2 separate regions of the Homo sapiens genome follow, and region 2 is linked to region 1. A link is a contact called in ENCODE Hi-C or POLR2A ChIA-PET data. All regions are on one chromosome and are shown on one strand. Each heading gives the region's core, a stretch centred on a gene start or an enhancer-like site at or near the end of the contact. The rest is flanking DNA. Distances are from core to core; before and after follow the strand shown.

Region 1 (3,984 bases), core at 1,392-3,891:
TGAGGCAGCAGAAGGCAATTCCTCTCTAGCACTTTAGCTCCTATGTAGTCATCCCCCTCCGTGTGTCCACCCCAGGAGGCTCTTTGGAGCTTCAGATCCCCATGAGGCAGGCCTCCCAGAAGCAGGGTCCAGCTAGAGATGGGCATTGGTGGTGATGCAAGAGCTACCCTTGAAGGAGAAGAGCAGAAGTCCTTGGATCCAAGTTGACCTATTTTTGGCCGAGTCTCCTTTTATCCTGTCGCTGGTGGATCTGTAGCTTGATTTGTCACCCAGATTGTGGCTGGGCCTCTCAGCAGGCAATGTATAAGCTTCTGTCCCCAGACCTAGAATTGCTGGTGATATAGCAACTCTTCGCATTGGATTCTGCTGAGTCGAGCAGCCCTCATGCCACTGGTAATGAAGAAGTGTTGGGATTAAACTCCTAATGGCTCATTGATTGGTTGAATTATGCTCAGTGTAATTCTGAAAATAGATTTTAAATATGTGCTTGGGGATTTGTGGGGATTTGTTACTTAGGAGCTTTAACTAAATCATGGCTGGTTTGACAGAGACATCAACACAGGGAGCCTGTGCCTGGGATGTGATGTTCATCTCTGGGTGACCCCTCTCCCCCTATTCCCCAAAGTCAGGAAAATGTGCTGGGTGGGGTGGCTAGGGGTGGGATGGTCCCCCCTCCCTTCACATATATTCCTTTGTTCAGGTCTTGAGAAGGTCAGCTTGGTTGAACCAACCACTGCAAACCCCTCAATATTGCTAAGGTGAGATGGAGACATCACAGGTTCTGGATTCTCCCTTTTATTTCCTCTGAAGTTAAGAGCAGAAGTTGTCTTCTTTCTAACTCCAAGCTTTCACTTTTCCTGGAGCTGCCACTCTGGGGAAGAACCAAAGGGGAAGCCTTCATGGATGCTTAGCTAATCAGCCTTTTGGCATATTCTGGTGCCGTCTTTTCCTTCTGCATCCTTGTATCCTAGGTCTAAAGGGGGAGCTGTATGAAGGGTTCCTGGTCTTGGGCTGAGCTTCTAACATCCATGCTTCTTTTGGTGAATGCCAAGTTAACTTGGAGACAATAGAAAAGCTAATGAAGGCCCCTCTGTGAGGGAGCAATCATTAGAAAATAATAATCAGAGACCTCCCAGCACACCCCAAATCACTCACCTTATATTTCTTTCCCTCTGGTCTATCAGAAACCTAAAATGCCTCCCATTTTTGGTGCAAGGTAGATCAGAAAGAAACAAGGGATGTTGTAAGTGAGGCTTAATGAGGCAAATTTGAAAGATGCAGTTAGACCATATTTCCATGGGGAATTTGGTCAGGGGCTTTTTTTTTTTTTTTTTTTTTTTTAAGCTTCGTCTCTTCCATTTTAACCTCTGTCTGAAAGGGTATATTCCCCTTCCCTGGGATAATTTATACTCAGCCAGTCTTTATGAAAGAAAAAAAAATATCCCCAGAGAAGGGAGGAAGTAAAAACAAAACCTGGAAGAAAAGAAAAAAAAATGACACTCTCCTCTAATAAAGAAATTACTGACGTTCTACATTATGAACTGTATTAATTTTTAATGGCTGAGAAAGGAGTTGATTTATAATGCATCCTTCCCGGCTGCAAAGCCTGTCCCCAGCTAATAAATAAATGACAGGTCTCTTGTATTAAAAGTATCCATCATCTTACAGTGTTGGAATGTAAATGGTGAGAGGCATTGAATGAGAGGCCCCTGGGAGGGGGTGTGCCCTGCTGTGCCCAGCTGGAGAAGAGCCTGCCATAGCATTCTGCTTAGTTCTGACACAGCTTAGCCCATTCCTTCATCTTGTTTTCAGCAAAGTGATCCAAATAGCTGCAACTCTTACGGTCCAGGAGAAAGTTCATAAGAAAAGGTGATGGGCCATTTAGGAACAATTCATGATGTAAATTTAAATTCCTGGTGTTTAAGCAAAACTGTCCATGGCTTCTCCTTACATATCCTCAGGGCTTCCTCATTGGCTTCCCATGCATCTCTGGGATTATGTGTTCAGTAGTTCATCCTTTGATGGTGGTCACAGCTCTGGTTAGCCTCTCTATGTCTCTTTAGAAAACAGACAGAACACCTAACATTTGTTTCTGGTTTCAAAGTAATATACAATCACTGAAAATATTTTGAGGAAAATCCAGAAAAGTGAAAAGAAGAAAATAAGAATCATCCCTAATGCCACCCCAAGTGATGAATGCATGACATTTTGCCTTATATGCACAGGCTAATAACATACGCAGACATGTACACATCAACATGGACATGTATAGCACACACAAATGAGATCATATTCTGCATACGGTTTCATAATCTGAATTTGTCATCTAGTAGCCTATCATAGACCTTTATTTCACAATGCCACTATTTTTAATGGCTACATAATACGTGGCCAGGCTATATTCACATTGGAGCCGCTGTAGAGCTGGCGATCAGTCAATCAAGATGCATTCCTTCGTTCTTCATTACAGTGCCAACTCCAGAATAAACATAGTGCAGGAGAAAAACTGAGTACAAAGATGATTTTTGCACAGAGCTCCTAATCTTGGAGCAACTACTATGCTGCAGAGTCAATGCAGTGAGGCTGAGAGATGAACAGAGTGGCATCATCCCCGCATGAGGGAGTCCACACTCCAGCTGGGGAGACAGGCCAGGAAACAGTTCTGGAGATATGAGCATAATGAGATGCCTGCCACAGAGACCCTGCAACTAAAGGGCCCAGTGTGCTTAGAGAGCAGTGGCTTGTTTAAATTAGGGGAGCAGAGGCTTGGGTAAAGGCTCCACAGAGGGGAGAGTGTTTGAGCTAGGACGCTGCGGGGAAACTTGGACTGGCAGAGATGGACAGGAAGGGCCTTCCAGGCCACCGTAGCAGTAGCAGGAGGCAGACAGGGGGCAGGGTTTGGTGGGGGCAGGGCTGGAGGTGAGTGACCAGAGAAGGACTCCCTCCCGGGGTGGAGGGAGCAGGTCTTGTTGATGTATTAAATAGCATAGCTTATTGACACAATAATTACGAATTTATTCGTAGAATTTGCACTTACATAGTCCAGGCCTTTGTTTATCACGCTTGTCACTGTTTCTCAGAAGTAGGTGATGACTAGAGGAGTGAAGAAACTATCAACACTGTAATAAAAAAGGTAAAACAAAGTAGCAAGTTATTCTCTCTGAATTTAGGGACAGTTCCAGGCAGACATAGAGAGACCCCTGTTCCAGAAAGAAGAGAAATGAAACACTCACTGAATATACCTTTCAGCACAGGGAACGTTATGTAGAAAATGAGAGCGATCTAGCAGTTGCTGCCAGCAGGCTCCACTCCCTCTGATTTATTTATATTGTCTTCATAGGCTTATAAAAATGGAAGTTTGCCTAGATTTGGAGACTAACATTTCTATCCTTTCACATATGAATTTATTTCTTGATTTGTTGTGCATATTTCTAAACATAGATCGACCAATGACTTTTGCTTTTGGAAAAATAAAAAAGAAAATCTCGGAGCTGGTGAGAAGAGGAATCAGAGACCGTGTTCCTGCAAAGAACCTGCTCCGGTGTTGCCGGAGAGGTAGGCGGGGAAGCATCCAAGAAGCATTTATTCCTTGAGCACCTGAGAGAGCCTGTTTTTTTGGCAGGTGGAAAAGTGGCAGCCCAAGATCAAGTCCTAGCTGGTCTTGGTTTTATCACCAGTTAGTTGCAGTTGCAATATGATCCTCGCTTATATTTTTGCCTTCAAATCTTGGACCCAAAATTATTCCAGCAATAGGAGTTGGCTGAAAGCTAAGTTTTTCCTTTCCTGCTCTTTAATTCTCATTCACTTAACTTCCTTGTAGAACATAGAAGTTTTTTTAATCTGAAAAATATCTCAGAGATCCAGTGAGACTTATCTTTTCGTTTAGTAGATGAGGAAACTGAGGGCCAAACACATAGTTCAATGATATTAAACTGCATAAGGATTTGGAAGAAGGAACAGGTCTAGGACCAATGGCTGTTGTCT
Region 2 (3,674 bases), core at 239-2,738, 62 kb before region 1:
ACCTAAGCCCCTGCCACTTTCCCCCGTGCTCGTCCACTCTGGCCACATCAGCCTTTTTGCTGTTGCCCAGATATAGAAGAACATCTTCCCTTAGGACCTTTGCCCTGTGTCTCCCTCTGCCTGGAGTGTCGCTTCCCCAGGACTCCTTATGGTTCATCCCCTGCTGAGCTTAGGTCCCAGTTCTGAGGTCACAAGGTGGCAGAGGCCTTCACTTACCTCACTTTTCTTTTGTTGTTGTTGTTGTTTTTAACTTTGAGATGGAGTCTCACTCTGTTGCCCAGGCTGGAGTGCAATGGTGCGATCTTGGCTCACTGCAACCTCCACCTCCCGGGTTCAAGTGATTCTCCTGCGTCAGCCTCCTGAGTAGCTGAGATTACAGGCGTGCACCACCATGTCCAGCTAATTTTTGTATTTTTAGTAGAGACAGGGTTTCGCCATGTTGGCCAGGCTGGTCTTTGAACTCCTGACTTCAAGTGATCCTAGGCCTCCCGAAGTGCCGGGATTACAGGCGTGAGCCACCGCACCAGGCCTGACCCCACTTTTCTTTAACCCCACTTTACTATTATCGAAGCACCTGTTGGGACGTGCCATGTGAGGTATGTGCTTCTTCGCCAATAAGGACAAAGCTCCCTGAGAGCAGGGACTTTCTGTATTGCTGTACCTCTACCCCCAGAACATACAATAGGGTGTACATTGCAACAGACCCTGAGCCCATGCTAAGAGGACAGAGCTGAGGAGGTGCCGAGATGTCAAGAGACCCATCTGTTCAAGGACATGATGTATACACCTTATAGATTCAAGCTTCTGTCCAACTCTGAATGTGTTTGTCCTCTATTCTTAGAGGCATGGCCCCTGGGCAGGGGGTTGCTGTCTTTGCTGCCATTCTCAAACCAATGGGAGCTGCTGGCTGGATCCCTGTAGCCCAGGAGGCCTGTGGGGCCTGTTAGGACATGATCCGAGATTTCCTGTGAGATTCTGTCTTTGCAGCCCACACTGCTCTGTCCTCAGTTGGCTGTGTTGTGTGGTTATTGGTGCCAGTGTTTCTAAGTTGTGTGTCTGGGAAGGAGACCCACCTGTTATTTTACAAACAGGGTAAAGTTCCTTGCCTAGAGGCTCAGGCAGGAAACGGGGCCACATCCCAACTCCGTGACAGCTCCAAGTACAGGAGGGAGGTTTTTAGAGTGTTTCACTCAGTCTTCCCACTTGCTGCCTCATCCTTGTCATTATTTATGATTTGTTGAGTACCCCTACTGTGTTCAGCAGGCTAGGAGATATAACGTCGTCGTTGTTCCCCTGCCTGAGGCCTTGGAGTCTAATGTAGCCAGACAAATGACTCAGGCATAAACCACCTTCCCAGGAAGGTGCTTACTTCTCCAAAGTGCCGGGTTTCTCAAGGTTTTGATTTGCACGTGGCTTTCCATTTTTAAACTCCCATGGGGAGGCGTGGAGACAACTCTGGGGTGAGGGCGAGGGTGGGGGAGGCAGGGCTGGGAAGGCAGACTGGAAAATGTTGGCTACGTAAGGGTTTTTGAGAAGAAATGGCATTCCAGGCAGCATTTCTGAGCCATGCAGTTCGTGACTCAAGATAAAACATTGGTCTGGGGTCAAGATGTTGCTGAGAACAGAGAAAGTGAAGGCAAAAACCCAGTGAAGGGAGCAGGAATGGGAGGAAGGGGCCAGAAGCCAGGGGAAAGTTTAGCAACTGAAGGTAGAGCAGAAATATTTATATCCATCCAACTGTCCATTCCTTCATTTATCTGCTTGGAGAAATGCAGTTTCATCCTCAAAAATGTTTTATTTATTTATTTATTTGATGGAGTCTAGCTCTGTCACCCTGGCTGGAGTGCAGTGGCATGATCTCGGCTCGTTGCAACCTCCGCCTCCTAGGTTCAAGCGATTCTCATGCCTCAGCCTCCCGAGTACTGGGACTACAGGCACATGGCACTGCACCCGGCTAATTTTTTGTATTTTTGGTAGAGGTGGGGGTTTCACCATGTTCACCAGGCTGGTCTCAAACTCCTGACCTCAGGTGATCCACCCACCTCGGATTCCCAAAGTGTTGAGATTGCAGGCATGAGCCACTGCACCCAGCCTCAAAAGTGTTTTAAAACCTGTGGTTCCCTGCTTGCTGGATAATGTTAGGCCCCCTTTGTGCTTTCTCTCATAGTACACTGTACTTTTCCTTCATTGCATTCGTCACAGCTTTAAGTGCTTTTTTTTTTTTTTTTTTTACATATGTATACTTACTTGATAAGTCATCAGCTCCCTCCTAATGCTCTGTGAAGACAAGTTCCCTGTCTATTTTCTTCTTGTATCCCCTGTCTGAGAGCAGTTTTTGGCATGTGGTAGGTGTTTACATTGAAATATTATTTGAATAAATGAAACCATCAATGAAGGCAGTGAAAGAAGCCTCATCTGGTGCACTAGGGGATTAGAGGATGATGTAGTGAGGGGTCAGGAGAGGACTTGAAAGAGGAAATCCCACTTAATCTGCTCTGATATGGTTTGGCTGTCTCCCCACCCAAATCTCATCTTGAATTGTGGCTCCTATAATTCCCATATGTTGTGGGAGGGACTCAGTGGGAGGTAACTGAATCATGGGAGTGGGTTTTCCAGTGCTGGTCTTATGATAGTGAATAAGTCTCATGAGATCTGATGGTTTTATAAAGGGCAGTTCCCCTGCACACATCCTCTTACCTGCCACCATGTAAAACATATCTTGCTTCCACCTTAGCCTTCTGCCATAATTGTGAGGCCTCCCCAGCAAAGTGGAACTATGAGTCCATTAAACCTCTTTTTCTTTATAAATTACGCAGTCTCAGGTATGTCTTTATTAGCAGCATGAGAACAGACTAATACATGCTCTGTGATGCTTCCTAAATCTACAACAATAGCACCACCACCATCAAAACCAGTGTCTAGCCTAAGCTGAAAGCTGAGTGTGTGCCAGGCTCTGAGTTTAGTGCTTCACATACATGATCTCATAGAAAGTACGTATGACTATCCTTATTTCGCAGGTGAGGAAACTGAAGCCCAAGGAAGCTGAATAATTTGTCCCCAGGCACATGGTCAGCAAGTAGTAGAATTGGGACTCTCATGTGACACCCCCTGCCCCCACCAAGTGGTGCTCAGGGTCCCTCTACTTTGTGGCCTACAAAACAGTATCTACTGTTGTTGCAAATAACCATCATGGAACCGAAGCAAGAGAAATTGCAGCTGGGTGGAGGGAATTTTGAGGTACATGGATGCTCTTCGAGAGAGAGACTTTTAGAAATACAGCAACAACAACAACAACAACAACAAACATAAAGAAAAAAGGGAGACTTCTCCTTTGGAGACTTATAAGAAGGGAATGTGAATGGTTAGGGTGAAGTGGCTCTGCTGGGGTCCTCTTTAGGGACACAGTGGGGCTCAGGATTCTCCTGAGGTTCCTTTCAGGGCGTTGTCTATTAGGACCGTTAAGCTGCTAATGGAGGGTGACAGTGCTTGACATTTGGGTAATTAAAACATCTACTGACTGAATAATAACTTTTTATTGACAGTCATACTGGTGAAGGCAAAATTAATTTGATTTTTGACATCCTCGCTGAGTTCCCGGCTAGACAGGGGCTGACGTCATGCAGATAGAGTTGTTGACCCTGTGGATGGTGGCTCAGGCCCTCGGGTGGGCTTGG

The links. A loop is a pair of places that touch in the nucleus more often than their neighbours do. ChIA-PET counts read pairs that join two places held with the same protein, here RNA polymerase II (POLR2A). Pooled maps may share reads with other maps.
Region 2: a loop to region 1 is called in a map of posterior vena cava, with 2.9 times the contacts of the local background. The contact joins two enhancer-like sites. A Hi-C loop is called at or near these places in 3 of 168 maps with a recorded cell type or tissue (aorta, posterior vena cava and psoas muscle) and 1 of 50 pooled maps. POLR2A ChIA-PET finds 5 or more read pairs at or near these places in 3 of 52 experiments (GM12878, WTC11 and activated naive CD4-positive, alpha-beta T cell).

What each region holds. Positions count from the first base shown.
Region 1 is chr15:88,014,314-88,018,297 of GRCh38, reverse strand. All of the region lies in intron 14 of NTRK3 (neurotrophic receptor tyrosine kinase 3), which reads left to right. Among named protein-coding and RNA genes, the nearest start is that of MIR11181, 70 kb to the right of the region's middle. Within about 2 kb of position 2,641, at least 5 of the 41 ENCODE cell types and tissues checked have a DNase peak (open chromatin) inside an H3K27ac peak, as active enhancers do.
Region 2 is chr15:88,075,230-88,078,903 of GRCh38, reverse strand. The region is part of intron 13 of NTRK3 (neurotrophic receptor tyrosine kinase 3); the gene reads left to right. Among named protein-coding and RNA genes, the nearest start is that of MIR11181, 130 kb to the right of the region's middle. Within about 2 kb of position 1,488, at least 2 of the 41 ENCODE cell types and tissues checked have a DNase peak (open chromatin) inside an H3K27ac peak, as active enhancers do.